Linked DNA regions of Homo sapiens: region 1 is linked to region 2. Evidence: read pairs that join two places in POLR2A ChIA-PET (ENCODE). Cell type or tissue: CD4-positive, alpha-beta T cell. All regions are shown on one strand. Each heading gives the region's core, and the rest is flanking DNA. Links, peaks and the distances in the headings are about the cores only.

What was found. ChIA-PET counts read pairs that join two places held together with the same protein. Peaks named below come from ENCODE experiments on the same cell type or tissue, not always from the same donor. Only the 100,000 strongest peaks of a DNase experiment are listed, where the experiment ranks them.
Region 1: POLR2A ChIA-PET joins it to region 2 with 6 read pairs; 3 of 35 experiments call an interaction of 5 or more read pairs at or near these places.

What each region holds. Positions count from the first base shown.
Region 1 is chr16:84,263,101-84,271,438 of GRCh38, forward strand. No RefSeq gene overlaps it. Among named protein-coding and RNA genes, the nearest start is that of KCNG4, 27 kb to the left of the region's middle. In CD4-positive, alpha-beta T cell, for the core only: no CTCF peak of the experiment used is centred there; a DNase peak (open chromatin) is centred at 3,471.
Region 2 is chr16:84,318,155-84,326,492 of GRCh38, forward strand. It overlaps WFDC1 (WAP four-disulfide core domain 1), which reads left to right. Exons shown (of 7, transcript NM_021197.4): 3 at 118-201; 4 at 1,277-1,417; 5 at 6,265-6,306. Among named protein-coding and RNA genes, the nearest start is that of WFDC1, 27 kb to the left of the region's middle. RefSeq lists an enhancer at 1,311-1,832. In CD4-positive, alpha-beta T cell, for the core only: no CTCF peak of the experiment used is centred there; no DNase peak of the experiment used is centred there.

The sequences.
Region 1 (8,338 bases), core at 30-8,029, 55 kb before region 2:
TGAGGGAGGATGATCAGCTTTGCTCGGTGTACTGATGGAATGTTCATCTCACCCAGAAGCACTCTCACAGACATGCCTGGAATCATGTTTGGCCAAATGTCTGGGTACCTTGTGGCCCAGTCAAGTTAACACATAAAATTAATCATCACACTGTGGAATACTACACAGCTATGAAAAATAACACGATAACCTTCTATATAACAGACGTGGAGGGATCTCAAGCATGTTGTTAAGGGGAGGAAGCAGGATGCAGATCCATGTCTCTGGTGCAGTCCCATTTATATTAAAATGTAAAGCAAAATAGACCAGGTGCCGTGGCTCACACCAGGAATCCCAGCACTTTGGGAGGCTGAGGTAGGAGAATCCCCTGAGCTCAGGAGTTGGACACCTGCCTGGGCAACACGGTGAAACCCCATCGCTACAAAAAATACAAAAATTAGCCAGGCATGGTGGTGCATGCCTGTAGTCCCAGCTACTCAGCAGGCTGAGGTGGGAGGATTGCTTGAGTGTGGGGAGGTCGAGGCTGCAGTGAGCCATGATCATGCCACTGCACAGGTGACAGAGTGAGATTCTGTCTCAAAAAGACTAAACCAAACTAGCTATATGTAGATGGTGAGTGCCCAGTGATCTGCAGATGCTGCAGAAGGGGTTTGGGGGTGAGTGTGCATCTGGTTGCTAAGGGCCGTCTGAGGGTCCTCATCCCTGAGACACACCTGAGGAGCCCTTTGTGTTTCTGCTTTTACACTCTGGGCTCTTGCCGTGGTCTGAGCTTGCAATGCCACAAGACACACAGAGAGAAGCTGGGCCTCCAGGCCCCTGAATGAGCCATGCAGGAGCAGAGCGCTGAGTCTTGGCTCCCTGTAATGTCACCATAACATGACCACAATGCAGGAGACTGACAGTGACAGGGAGACCCCAGAAGAAGTTGAGCTTCCGTCTGGGAAATCAGAAGAGAGTGTCAAGACAAGGCCGGGATCCTGGAGGTCAGTGGGTTTGATTCTAAGCTCTGTTGGCACAGAAGTTGCTGTGTGGCCTTGTGTGTCTTTTTAACCTCTTGAGCCTCAGCTTTCCTCTCTGTGGAATGGGCTTGTGAGGATTTCATGCGCTGGTGAGCCCTGAGTGTGGTGCCTGTGGGTCGTGGGAGCCTTGGAGGAAGCTTGTTCCATGAAAAGGCTGTGTATGCAATGTGGCCTCCAAAAACCAAAGGAGGCCAGGCGTGGTGGGTCATGCCTGTAATCCCAGCACTTTGGGAGGCTGAGGCGGGCAGATCACCTGAGGTCAGGAGTTCGAGACCAGTCTGGTCAACATGGTGAAACCCTGTCTTTACTAAAAATATATAAATTAGCCAGGCATAGTGGCGGGCGCCTATAATCCCAGCTACTTGGGAGGCTGTGGCAGGAGAATCACTTGAATCCAAGAGGTGGAGGTTACAGTGAATGGAGATCCCGCCACTGCACTCCAGCCTGGGCAACAGCAGAGTGAGACTCCATCTCAAAAAAAAAAAAAAAAAAAAAAAAAGGCAAAGGAGCCGAGACACCAAAGAGCAAGGCAGACAGATTGAGTTTGTGGATAAAGCCTGTCTTACGGGGGGAGCTTGCAGACAGAAGCATGGTCTTGGAGGCAGCAGGACGGGTAGATCTCTGTCCCTGTTACCCCCAGACCCAAGGCTTATCGACTGTGTTAGTCTGTTCTCATGCTGATAATAAACACATACCCAAGACTGGGTAATTTATAAAGGAAAGAGGTTTCATGGACTCACTGTTCCACATGGCTGGGGAGGCCTCACAATCATGGCGGAAGGCAAATGAGAAGCAAAGTACATCTTACATGGCAGCAGGCAAGAGAGACTGTGCAGAGGAACTCCCATTTATAAAACCATCAGATCTTGTGAGACTTACTCACTACCATGAACACAGTAGGGGGGAAACAGCCCCATGATTCAATTATCCCCACCTGACCGTGCCCTTGACATGTGGGGATTATTACAATTCAAGGTGGGATTTGGATGGGGACACAGAGCAAAACCATATCATCTACCACAGGGGAAGGGGGTACATGCTCCAGTAAGACAAAGGCAACCCTCCTAACAGGCAAGAATGTCGTGTGTGCCATAGCTTAGAATTTGTCCAATGATATCAAGGTTGTCATGTTCTTACACTAGGGATAGTAAATAAAATAGGCAGCAAGAGGCATTCCTAGGACTGGAGACAATCAGAAATCAACATGGCAGATTAGCATCCAAGATGGAGTCACCGCTGTCTCTGCAAGCTCAAGGGTCCTCCCCTCTGCTCCCTCCTCAAAGGCAGATGCCGATTTGGGGGTCAAGTCCCCAAACATAATCAGCCCTGTTTCTACACCATAGCCTGTTAATAGAAGGGCACTTGGGATGTAGTGGGAAGCTAAACTTGGCAAGAGCACTGTCCCTTGTTTTCTTGGCAGGCTTTTTCTCAGGCTGTCTTTAGAGAAGTAAGGTTGGGGTGCAGTGAGGCAATCTTGGCTCACTGCAACCTCTGCCTCCCAGGTTCAAGTGATTCTCCTGCCTCAGCCTCCCCAGTAGCTGAGACTACAGGCGCCTGTCATCACACCTGGCTAATTTTTGTATTTTTAGTGGAGACGGGGTTTCACTGTGTTGGCCAGGCTGGAGTGCACTGGCACGATCATGGCTCACTGCAGCCTTGAACTCCCCAGCTCAAGCCATCCTCCCACATCAACCTCCTGAGTAGCTGGGACTATGGGCAGGTAGACCTGGCTAGGTTTTTTTATTTTTTATTTTTTGTAGAGTACAAGGTCTCCCTATGTTGCCCAAGCTGATCTCAGACTCCTGGCCTCAGGTGATCCTCCTACTTTGACCTCCCAAAGTGTTGTGATTACGCGTGTGAGCCACTGTGGCCAGGCTCGTTTTGCTGTTTGAGACTCCAATACTGGCCCTGTGTACAACTGAGAAAGCTGAGGCCTGGAGGGCATGGGGACTTCATCTCAGTCATGCAGCCTCCAGGTGATAGAATCAAGAGGAAAGTAGAGTCCCCTGGATTCCTGGTCCAGTTCCAATGTTTCTGTCCTCCTGCCACAAATTCACACAGAACATGGAGGGCACATGGTCCTGGCATGGAGGAGGGAGTTGATTATAATGGGTGTCAGTTCTGCAGGATTTCTGTTTAGAGGCGAGTTTCCTATGTGTTTATTTCTTATGTGCTCTGCTAATATTTCTTGTCCAGTGGTTTATTAAGCAAAGTGTACCAGATGCTCCCAGGATTATCTCGCCCTCTGTCCTCATGGCTCTGACAGCCTCTGGCTTTAATCAGCTTCCTGACTGCAGCAGGCCCAAGAGATTCCATGACCCCATTGAGCCAATTCTCTCTTCTTCCACAGTAATATAACATTAGCTGTCCACCTCCCAACCCCCAGAATAAAGACTACATTTCCCAGCCTCCCTTGCAACTAGGTGTGACCATGTGACCACATTGTGGCCAATGGGATGTTAGTGGAAGGTCATGGTGGTGGCATCTGGGGATCTTACTGGCTGGCAGGCAAGTGCCCTCTGCCCCTCCCCTCTCCACAGTGTCTGTAGCTGTCCCCTTGGACCCAGAGGACGAGTTCAAACGTTAGAGAAGTGGAGCCGAACTGCCATCTAGCCCCAAACTGCTAATGTTTGTCCATTTGTGTCCAAGTAAACCAAACGACTGTCCAGTTTAGGTCACTTATTTTAGGGTCACCATTCCTTGCAGGCAACCCCAATCCTAACTGAGGAACCAGGCAGTGACAGTGACTAACTGTACGTCAGGTTCTCTCTCTAAACTTGTTAACCCTCGAAACAATCCTATAAAGCAGGGCTCTCCTGCTCAGATGGATTTGCCGCCCAGGGGACAGCAGGCAATGCCTCGAGATGTGTGGATCATCCTGACTGGGGAGGAGGTTCCACTGATAGCCAGAGGGTAGAAGCTGGGATGCTGCTATACATTCTATGATGTTTGAACAGCACCCACAACAAAGAATAATCTGTTTTCTCAGGTCCACAGTAGTGAGGTTGAAAAGCTCTGTTGTATTGTTTTGTTTAAAACTAAGAAAATTAGTTTGATCTTACAAAAGGCTGAAGTCACTTGCCTGTGATGACAAGACTTGTAGGTGGCAGATTGGGATTGAGACCCAGGCAGTCTTTGTCTAGAGGTGAGGGTTGATGTGCACCAGGAGGCAAGGCATGGGTTGCCTTCAGTATCTCCCCAACATTCTGCATGCTCTCACCTCATCCAGAGGAGTCTGACAGCTTCGGGAGGTCCTGACTCTGCCATTCCCTGGATGATTGACCTTGAGCTGGTCACATTCCCTCTTGGAGCCACAGTTTCTTCTGCTCTACAAATGGAGGGGGTGAGGAAGCCACATCCCTGTTGAGAGTATTGGTGGGCCCAGTGCAGCGCCTCTACAGTATGACATTCACTGGGCCATAGGTCTCAGAGCCCCCTGCTGTCCAGGGTTAACCCTTTGGTTGTCAGACCATAGGCAGTCAGGGGCGAGGGCGCAGGGAAGCTGGGCACTTGGGATGCAGTGGGAGAGGCTGTTTGCTAATTGGTATGGAAGGGTGCTTTCACCTGTTTGGGCTACATGGCCATTCTGGTACACATCAGCCACGTGTCAGCATGGGCAGAGAGAAGTAGAAATTGCTGAGGTCAGGGAGGGAACCTGGCCTCATTTGGAAGAAGGAATCTGAAGAGCCAGTCTCTCCTTCAGCGTTCAATGTGTCCAGCTCACTTTGGGTTTAAATAAGTTAAAACACATCCACAATTAAGATGAACTGTCTACAGAGATGAAGGGTGAGAGGTGACGCCTGCTGGGCATGACCCACCTTAGACCTGGAGATTTGCTAGAAGACTCTCCTCCCATGGCTCTGTGGAAGGTGCATTGTCATTTGCCCCTATTCTCCAGATGAGGAAACTGAGGCCCAGAGAGACTTAATATCACTGTCAGGATTCTGCAGCTGGTAGGTGAACTCAGGAGTTAATTTACAACCACCCATTAGAAGGCACGTGGGTGGGGTTTAGGGGCCTGAGGCCATCCCAGATTTGTGCCGTTAGGCAACTCCTAACACCCAGAAAACAACAACAACAACAACAAAACCTGGACAAGGACCTAGCCTCAGTGTGCATTTGGCTCGCCAAGGTCACTCATCTGGCCTCGGCACACAAATTGCTCCAGGGCAGAGGCAGACACCTGGCATTTCTATTTCCTGCCACCTTCTTCACCTTGACCCCAGGAGACCCGCCTGCCTTATCTGTACTCCCTGGCTGGCGCCCTGTGTCAGCACCATCCCTGGGGTCTTTGTGCCCCCAGCCCCGTCCCTCGCCACTCCAACGTGTCAGGCAGGGTTAAGCCACCCCCGGATTATGGAGGTGCTAATGATTTGATATCTCAGCCAGGGATTTAACTGATCTCCTAGCTCAGCTGGAAAAATTCCCTCCCTCAAATAGCTGTTTTATCTTTTAGCTCCTGCCGCCACTTTAATCACACTAAGTCCTCATCAGATGCCACAAATGAGAGATTTAAAAAAAAAAAAAAAGGTAAGAAATTGGGACCAGGCTGGGTTTTCTCTCTGGACTCTTTGGAACACGGTTGCATATTATCACCCTCCGAATCGTCAGCTTTCACCTGGAGATTAAAGGGAGTCCCTCAAGACCACTTGAAATGAACAGTGTGGCACACAGCAGCTTAATCTCCTCAGTGTCATGAAATCTGGGTTTTATGGGGCATCGCGCCCTCCAGCCTCCCATTTTCCTTCTCGGGCCATCAGTCCCCTTCGCTAAAATGGTGCTCTGGGAAAATTCATGCCTCCACAAAGTGGCTAATGGACCGTGAAGCCATTTCAAAACGTAACTAGAATGCCACGTGTGCAAACATTAACCTTCTGCATTAGGACACCACTGACTCGATTCAGGGCTTTACAGGTTCCAGGAGCTTGTAAAGTGAATGCTTCTGTTTTTACTTCTAATATAAGCTTCACTTTAGTAAAACTGGAAACTTTTTAACTTTTAATATAAATTATAAATATGTATATATATTTTTACCTTTATCACAAACTTGACCTTAATAAAATTGAAAAACCAGAAGATAACACAATATAACTAATATGTGATTCAAAGAGTTTCTAGAGGCTGGGTGCGATGGCTCATGCCTGTAATCCCAGCATTTTGGGAGGCTGAGGCGGGTGGATCTCCTGAGGTCAGGAGTTTGAGACTAGCCTGGCCAACATGGCTACTACTAAAGATATAAAAATTAGCCAGGCGTGGTGGCACATGCCTGTAATCCCAGCTACTTAGGAGGCTGAGGCACGAGAATCACTTGAACCCGGGAGGCAGGGGCTGCAGTGAGCCAAGATCATACCACTGCACTCCAGCCTGGGTGACAGAGCAATACTCTGTCTCAAAAAAAAAAAAAAAAGTTTCTAAAGGCCGGGAGTAGTGGCTCACGCGTGTAATCCCAGCACTTTGAGAGGCCAAGGTGGGTAGATCCCTTGAGGTCAGGAGTTTGAGAGCAGCCCTGTCAATAATGTGAAACCCTGTCCCTACTAAAAATGCAAAAATTAGCTGGTATGCTACCATGCCTGGCTAATTTTTGTATTTTTTGTAGAGATGAGGGTTTCACCATGTTGCCCAGGCTGGTCTCGAACTCCTGACTCAAGCAATCCACCGGCCTTGAAGTTATACACCCTCTACATGTATATGTATGTTATACTTTCATTTAAAAAAATTCTTGAAGTCACCACACTGCACCTGGTCAGTGTTAGACTGCGCCCTGTTGTGTTATACTCACCTGTCTTGTACATTTCTGTCTGGCCTCACCCCACAGGCACGCACATCTGTGACTTCTGGAATAGATGATCTTGAGAGCATTCCCTAACTGGAATATCCTTTGTTTCTTGTTTCTGCTGCCTGAGAACAGGTCCGGGTCAAATCATTCACGACTGTAGCCCACATAGTGGAGATGCATTTTACAGCCATTTGTTTAAGTGGGTCAGGTCCCTTCTGTGCCCAAGCCATAGTCCACGCAGGATGGTGTACACACATCTGGACGGAGTCACTTCTCTGGTCTCCTTCACCTGTCCCCAGGACTCCAGGGCCAGCTGCTCCGGGTGAGTGGAAGACATCAGCCTGCCCCACCCCCATGTTCCCCAGCCAGCAGGACCAGGGAGCAACACCAGATGGGCTGCAGACACAGAAGGATGAGACTGGGAGGCGCAGACAGTTGTGTCTCTGGACAGTGTGGGGATGCAAGCGTGGTGTGGACTTGGGGCGCAGTTGATGACGTGGGGAAAGTCAAAAGGAACGATTGTCCTCTTGGCTGGTCCAGAGTTAAAAAACTGGCAGCCAACGATTGACCATCTTCTTTTGTGAGGTACTTTTATTTAATCCTCACGAGAAATCTGGTACCTAGGAATCACCTTCCCTACTTTTCAGATGGGGAAACTAAGGCTGAAAGATGAACCAAGCATAACAATGATTTGTGATAGTCTCACGATCCTGTGGGTTGGCTGGGGCTCAGCTGGGTCGTCTGCTGGTGTCACCTGGGCCCAGCCACACAGCTGGGAGTTTGTCAGCAACTCCACTGGGTCTGGAACGTCCAGGGTGGCCTCGCCCATGAGGCGTCTCCACAGAGCATCTCATGGTTTAGTAGTCCTGGACTTCCTCACAGCATGGCGGCCGGGGTCTGAGAGAGGAGATGAGAGCTGCTGTCTTCTAAGGCCTGGGCTCCCTGAATTCTATTGCTCAAGGCAAGTCACAAGGCCAGACCAAGGAGAGGAGAGAAGAGCACCGATTCTTGGTGTCCGGACTGGCAGGCGCATACAGGATTAGGAGGAATTTTCGGTGGCCCTATTTGGAGACAATCTTCGAGGCAGGCGATTATGATGCAGAAGTTAGATGCTATGATCAGAGCACCAGCCGTGTGAGAGCTCAGAGGGGGAGGCAGCAAACCTTGCCTGGTAGTGGAGAGCTTTCTTGAGGAAGTGTGGACTCATCTGGGGTGTCTCTAGAGTGTAGTGGTAAGAGGAGGACTCTGGAGTCAGACTGCCTGGGTTCAAATCTCTATTTCAATTGCCAAGCACTTGGGCCAGTTACTGGAGCTCTCTGCCTCAGTTTCCTCATCTGTACAATGGGCATAACAATAAATCCTACTTCGCAGATCATAAGGATCCAATGGCATTTGCCTGTGAAACATTTAGCACTGTGTCTAGCACATGGTAAGTTCTCAGATGTTCACTGTTGTTGCCATTATTACTGTTAATGATGGTGATGATGATGTTGATGAGGAAGATGAGGATTGTCCAGGCTGAGAGGGATAGGGAAGAGTGTTC
Region 2 (8,338 bases), core at 160-8,159:
TATTTCTCCCATGGGGAGCCTCTGTGCTGTCATGAAGTTGGGGTGCCCCCAGCCCCCAAGCCTGGGCGTTTCTCAGCTGCTTGAGGAGGGCCCTGATCTGACCCCGTATTGTGTTAGTCTTAGACTGGCTGGTGCAGCCGAAACCTCGATGGCTTGGTGGCAATGGCTGGCTCCTGGATGGCCCTGAGGAGGTGTTACAAGGTACCTGCCGGGTAAAGCCCAGACCCTACATCCAAGCCTCGATCCCTCCTTCTCAGCTGCTTCCAGAAAGCTGGCAGCACCAGGCCGGCTGTCCCCCATGCACGGGCCCTTCAGCCAAACACTCAGCCCTCTTTGATCCTCCCCACCCCAGCGAAGAAGGGCTGATGGCTGGGGGCTTGGCCAGAATCAAAGCCCAGTACAGAATAAGGGCTTCGACTCTCCCCAAGAATGGAGCCTCCTCCTGGATGGAGAATTGAAGGGGAGGGGGCTTAGGGTTGGTTTTCAAATTCCTAGAATTCTAGGGGGTTCACCGCTCTCTAATGATGAAGCCTCCCTGGGGGTGGGGGAGGTACCAGGAGGCAGAGGGCAATTTCTGGAAGGAACAGCATGCAGGTCGGGGGCCTGGAGGCCTAGGAGGTGCGAGCGGGCACCCTTGCACACCTGCGGCTGTGCTTCTGACTCCACGTCCATCTGTGTGTTGTGTGACTGTGTCCGCTAGAGTGTGCGGCCGTATATGCAACTGTGTGGCTGTCCTTGTGCCTGTGGCTGAATATTTGTGTGTGTGTGTGTGTGTGTGTGTGTGTGTGCATGCAAAAGTGTGTGACTGTATTGTGAGTGTACATGTGTGGGTAAGCGTGTGTGTATGTGGGTGTGGATATGTGTGTGCAGGATTTGTGTGTGGGGATGCGTGCGTATATGTCTGTGTGTATTTGTGCGTCTGACTTGCTTGTGTAAATGTCTGTGTCCCCATGCGACTGTAGGGCTGAGTGTGTGTTTCAGGGTGTATCCGTGAACATGTCTATATGGATGTTGCTGAGCCTGTGAGAGTATGTTTGGGATCAGGTGAGCTTGGACTGCCTGTGTTTGTGTGCGTGTTTGTGGGTGTGCACGTGTGCCACATGCCGCTGAGTGAGACCCAGGGCCTAGCCTGGAACCTGGGGTACAGAGGCGAGGCCGCCTCTCTGGGTGAGGTGCGTTCCCTGCACCCGTCCCGGGAGTCTGCCTTCTAGACCCTAGCATGTGCACCTGTCCTGGGAGTCGGCCTTCTAGACCCCAGCGTGTGTCCCTCCTGCAGCAGAGGCGTGCAGCACCACGGAGGATGGGGCCGAACCCCTGCTCTGTCCCTCGGGCTATGAGTGCCACATCCTGAGCCCAGGTGACGTGGCCGAAGGTATCCCCAACCGTGGGCAGTGCGTCAAGCAGCGCCGGCAAGCAGGTGAGTGTGGCACCCCAGCCCTGATCCTGGCTCCTGCCCCAGTCCCCTTCTCCCTGTAAGCGCCTCTCACCCGCATGGACGACCTGCCCCAGGAAGCAGCCCCAGCACCTGGGCCTGACTGAGAGCTCCTCACATCTTCCCCCTGCCCGGCTCCTTCTTTCATGGCCCCTACCCTTTCCCTGTCACACTAGCATGTGACCGAAGCTCTTGAGCCAGCAGACTGGCTGCAAACCCCAGCTCTGCACCTCCCAGCTGGGCGACACTGGGGTTAATTTCTTCCTATCTCTGAGCCTCAGTTTCCTCATCTGTAAAATGGGGCTACTACATGCTGTTGTGGGGCGTGACTGAAATCATAAGTGCAGAGCAGTCGGAGCAGCCCTAAGGAATAGTAGGTGGTCAGTAAGCACTGGATGTTTTATATCCACGTATGTGTAGATGGACCCCGACTTACGATGGTCAACTTAAGATTGTTAGACTTTACGCTGGTGCAGAAGCAACATGCATTCTGTAGAAACTGTACTTCAAGTTCCCATCCAACCATTCTGTTTTTCACTTTCAGTATGGTAATCAAATTACACGACACATTCAATATTTTATTATAAAATAGGCTTTGTGTTAGATGACTTTGCCCAACTCTAGGCTAATGTAAGTGTTCTGAGCACAGTTAAGGTAGGCTCGGCTAAGGTATGGTGTTCAGTAGGTTAACTGTGTTCAGTGCATTTTGACTTAAGATATTCTCAGCTTGTAGGGGGTATATCAGTACATAACTCCATTGTAAGTCAAGAAGCATCTGTATCTGTTTTCAAACTGCATTGAATTAGAATTGTCTGAGAATCCTTAACTTCCAGAACTTCTGCCAGGACTGTTCAGTTTGACTTAATTTGTGTTCGTCTTTGGACACAAAGGCAATAAATAGATGAGTGAATTGTGTTGCTCTCATTGGCATAATTTTCCCAAGAAAAGAAAGAACAATGGCACAGCGATTCCTGGTGGTATCTAAAACCATCTCGAACCCCACTCAAGGCAATCAAGTTGAAAGACTTCAATGTGCTTTTTGGCATGGAGTTTGGATGAACTGTGTGGTGAGCCAGGAATCTGGGACTTCAGGGTGGCCAGGTTCACCTTGTCAAAGTCAGTGTCAGTCAGACTGAGACCACACCCAGGGGCCCCTGTCCCCGCTTCGGCATCTCATAGCCCTAATAGCTAAGGACAGGACCCTCAGACAAGATTGGTGATAATTACAGTGACCCTATTTGCCGAAAGTATACTGGGGAGTGCATGATCTGCCAAAACCTCTTTTTTTTTCTGATTTGAGAATGTTTTTCTCTGAAGTGTTTCAAGAAAGGCATAGACGTAAAATCAGTCATGCATTTAATGTCATTATCATTGCAGATAAAGTGATGCAAATCCCGGAATCCTGAACTTTGAAGAAATTATCTACAAAAGGCTTTGAAACAAAGAGATGCCTTTTTGGTTTCCTCTACATTCCACTTGCTATTTGCAGGGCTTTGTTTGGGGTTATAGGGTGGCTTCTCCAGCCAGATAGCCTGGGCTGCCACAGCTACTCAGCCCCTTACTGCTGTGGGCAGCAAATAACATAACCTTTTCAGGCCTCATTTGCCTTTTCTGTAAAATGGGTTCATAATACTTGAGGTACTTCACAGGGCTCTTTGAGGAGTGAGTTAATCTGTGTAGAGTGTCCATCAATTCACAAGCACAGTAAACAACCTTCACTGTTTTATCACTGCTTGTCTCTAGACACTCAATCCTGCCGTGGGTGGGTGGGGTGTATGGTCCTTTGGAGGTAAAACCGCAAGGGCCTGCCAGCCACTGTGAGGCTGCTGGAGTGTGGAAGGGATAGCCTTTTCCAAAAGAGAGCTGTGGGGCGAGTTGTGAGTTCGTTGGGCTATGCCACCATTTATAATAATGACGGCATAATAGGAATGCCTTGGGCACTTGTCTTTTTCATCCCCTGATCTTTTCATTCAGCCCTATGATGTCTAAGACCAAGGTCAAACCAAGTCAAACTAGTTCTTAAGGGTTCAAACCAGTTAAAAAAATTCCCATTTCAAGACAGAGCTAAGCAAAGAGGGTCAGTCATTCAGTGGTGACCACACCAGTGATGCCTACTGTTAACATGCACCTTTGGAGTGCTCTCTTTAAATTAAGCTTTGCTGCAAGCCTGCAAAAGGAGAAGTAGAACCAGGAGGCAGTGCTGCATAGGTTTCAGAGTGCAGGCTCAGAACCACAGAAAGAAGTCCAAAGCCTGTAACTTTCTTCCTCCGTGGCCTTGAGCAGGTCACCCAACCTCTCTTAGCCTCAGTTCCTTGATCTGTAAAATAGAGATGGCGATGGTAACCATAGTGACTACTTCATGGGGTAGTTATGGGGCTTGAGTGAGAGAAACACGTATGAAGTGCTTAGAATAGCACCTGGCCCACTGTAGGTCCTCAGTGAATGTGTGCCACCATCATCCCTGTCTTCGTAAAGGGAGGATATGAGTTCAGGAATTTACCCAAAAGATGCAGAGCTGGAAGAGCTGGAATTCCAAGACTGTCCACCAGCCTCAGAGCCTGTGTGTGTGTGTGCGTGTGTGTGTGTGTGTGTGTGTGTGTGTGTGAGCTTCCCCTCCCAAATGAACGATTTGAGGCTTCCAAATGGAACTGTAAGTGGAATTCCCCCTAGCCTTGTTCTCAGGGGGCTGACACTTAGCAATAATTACTGGTAATTTACTGGTAATTATATATAGGTTTGAAAACATTTTGAATTCCAGCAACTTCCCTTGGAGCAAAAATCTCAGGGGAAGGGTGGCCCCCTTGTCCCAGCCTTACCAAGGAAGAAGCTTTTTATTTAAGTTTTTAAAAACTGCATATTTGAAATAATTTCAGACTTATAAAAATGTTGCAAAAGTAGTACCTTGAATCCCCCACCCAGATTCACCAGTTGTTAAAAAACTACCGTTACATTTTCCTTTATGCTCTCTCCCCACTTATAAATCTACGTGTGTATTTTTCTGGACCATTTGAGAGTAAGCGACAGGCCCTGTGCCGACACCTAAGATGCCATCCTCCCGTAAGAGAGGCTTCTAGCGGGTACCAATAGTCCTTCAAGTTTGACCATCCAGCACCTGGAACCAGGCATTTGAGGGGTTCACATTTTATGCAAGAGGAAAATGAACACTGACATGTATAGTAAATCTGGTTTTTCAGAGAGTGGGTTCAGGGAAAATCGGTGCATTTTTCTGAGTAGGTTTGAGGTCACACAGAAGCTGAGCTGCGGGGGCTGGCCCCTCCTTGTCCTGCCCAAGACACTGCTTGAGAAGAATGAAGTGGGGCTTGTCTAGCCTTGAGTGGGAGGCAATTTGAGAAAAGTGACGAGTAATCATTTTTGGTAATAAATTATAAGTGATTATATTTGGCCTGAGGAGGGGGTCCGGGGTCCACATTTACCTCTGTCTCCTTGTGGTGTTATGGGCCAGAATTCACCCCCAGGTAAAGGGGGAGCAGGAAAGTTTTGGGGAGCTCCCCCAGCCTACAAAAACCTTAGCCATTTGCTTTGGAAAATAGTTATTGCTGCAGTTGCTGATCAGCAGGCGCTGACCCACCGGAGGGCCTGGAGCGGTTCCATGGAGCGTTAGCACCTTGACCGATAAATGTCCGTGCTGGTCCCAAACAGCCTGATGATTTTTAGTATGGCCACAAAACAAAAGAAAAAGAAAATGTCTGGCTACCGCGCATATGTGCTTGATTAACCTTATAGCAGAAAAGGCAGCGCTGATCACCAGGATGGAGAAGTGAGCTAAATTTGAGAGAGATTGCCACATTCAAGCATCCACATGTCCTGGTCACATTCCTGTCAGCAAATGCTTTCCTGCTACCATGGGGTGGGTAGCACGGCTAGTCATGGGACATGCATGAAATTGCCAGCAGTTGACCACTTTTTACACACAAAGATAGAATTTTCATACGGCTCATCCTAATACTGCATAGATATGTTTTAAATGAAATTGTTTCTTTTAATCCTCACAATAACTTTAAGAGGTACTAATTTTATGCCTATTTTTAGGAGAGGAAACTGAGGCTCAAAGAGGACGAGTGAGGATTCATACTCAAGTTACTTTGTCATTTGCAGTAATGACATCAGAGTGTCTCTTGGGCAGACTCAAAAGAGTGTCATCTCTTCCCCCTGTGAACATATTTTGTAATGACATTTACTCAACAGTGTGTTGAAATTTGGCTTCCAGTTCATCTGTTAAGACAATGGTTTTGGCCGGGCATGGCGGCTCACGCCTGTAATCCCAGCACTTTGGCAGGCTGAGGTGGGTGAATCACCTGAGGTCAGGAGTTCGAGGCCAGCCTGACCAACATGGCGATACCCCATCTCTACTCAAAATACAAAATTGACTGGGTGTGGTGGCGCATGCCTGTAATCCCAGCTACTCGGGAGGCTGAGGCAGGAGAATCACTTGAACCCAGGAGGCAGAGGTTACAGTGAGCTGAGATCATGCCACTGCACTCCAGCCTGGGCAACAGAGTGAGACTTCGTCTAAAAGAAAAAAAAAAAAGACAGTGGTTCTGAAACTTTTTGCTCTCAAGACCGCTGTACCCTGAAAGATGTTAAGGAGATCTCACAGGGCTTTCCTTTATGGGTTGATGGCTCTGGATATTATCATATTAGAAACTAGAGCTGAGACATTACAAATGCTCATGTAGCCTCTGAACAATTCCATTGTACACTAGTGAGATGGGGAGACTGAAAAACACAAGTAATTCCTCAGTGTTATTATGACAACAGTTTTGGCCTTCTAAACTCCTAAAAGAAGTTTTTTCCTCTCACTTGTTTTCCAGATGGGCGAATCCTACGACACAAACTTTACAAAGAATATCCAGGTAAAAGAAGAAACTGTTCTTTCTTTCCAGAGGGCACAAAAAAAAGGCAGTGAAAGTTTCTTATGTGAAGAAAAAAATAAAAGCCCAGGGCTGAGATATAGGGAACAAAATGGGACCTGGGATTAAGAAACAAAATAGAAGACCTGTGGTCTGATGGTGGGCAGGGAGTTGTGAGTCACAGAGGAGCTCATGGCAAACATGACCTCATGCTGAAGAGCAGAGCCTGGAACTGCTCATATTTAAGCCTCTGCTACTTTCATTCAGAGAATTGGAAAACACGCCTGATACCACTCTTCCATTCATCCATCTAATCATCCATTGATCCATCCATCTCTCCATCTATTATTTCATCCATCCATTCATCCCTCCATCCATCTACCCACCCATCCATCTACCCACCATCCATCCATCCATCCACCGATTCATCCATCCATCCTCTCATTCATCCATTCATATATCCATCTATTCTTTCATTCATCTTCCTGTTTTTTCATCCATTCATTCCTCTATCAATCTATTCATCCATCTATTCATTCTTCCATCCATCCACCCATTCATCCATCCATCCACATATTCATCTATCTTTTCACCCACCCATCTATCCTTTTATCCACCCCTTTATTCCTTCATCCCTCCATCCATCCATCCTTTCATTTACTTACCTATTCACCAATCATCCATTCATCTATCCATCCATCCATTCATACATACATCCTTTCACTTATCCATCTATCCACCCATCTACCTTTTTTTTTTTTTTGAGATGGAGTCTCACTCTGTTGCCTAGGCTGGGGTGCACTGGAGTAATCTTGGCTCACTGCAAACTCTGCCTCCTGGGTTCAAGCAGTTCTCCTGCGTCAGCCTCCCAAATAGCTGGGATTACAGGTGTCCGCCACCATACCTGGATAATTTTTGTATTTTTAGTAGAGACGAGGTTTCACCTTGTTGGCCAGGCTGGTCTTAAACTCCTGACCTCAGGTGATCTGCCCGCCTCGGCCTCCCAAAGTGCTAGATTTACAGGCATGAGCCACTGTGCCTGGCCCCATCCACCCATCTGTCTATCCATTTATCCATCCATCCACTCATCCATCCACCCACCCATCTATGCATCCACCCACCATCCATCCACCCACCCATTCATCTATCCATTCACTCATTCATCCATTCATATATTCATCTAATCTTTCATCCATCCATTTTTTCAAGCATGCATCCATCCATCCATTCCTCCATCGATCTATTCATCCATCTGTTCATTCTTCCATCTATCCATCTATATATTCATCTATCTTTTCATCTACCCATCTATTATTTTATCCACCCTTCTATTCCTTTATCCCTCCATCCAACCATCCTTATATCCACTCATCTATTTGCCCGTACATCCATTCACCCAACCATCCATCCATCTGCCCATTCATCCATTCATGCACATATCCTTGCATTCATTCATCTATCTCTTCTTTCATCCATTCATACATCCATCCATCCACCCATCCACCCATCTACCCATCCATCCATTCACCTATGTATCCATTCATCCATCCACCCATATATCCATCTATCTATTCAGCCATCCAGCCAGCCACTATCCATCCATCTATCCATCCATCCATATATCCATCCGTCCATCCACCCACCCATCTATCCATCCATCCATCCATCCATCCATTCATCTACCCATCTATCCATCTATCCACCCACCCATATATCCATGCATCCATCCATCCATCATTTATCCATTCACCCATTCACCCATCCATCCATCCATCATTTATCCATTCACCCATCCATCCATCCATTCTCCCATCCATCTGATATGTCTTTATCAATAATTTACAGCACATATTTTCTAAGTATTACTCATCAGTCTGTGCTGGGGGTTGGAGCTACATTTGTGAACATGACAGACCCAGTCGCTGCTGTCATGCAGCTAATATCAAGCAGAAAATTCAGACATGAATATAGCCCAAGTGGTTATTTTATGAGAATAGTGACAAGCCTTCCTGACATCACATGCTGGATACTATGA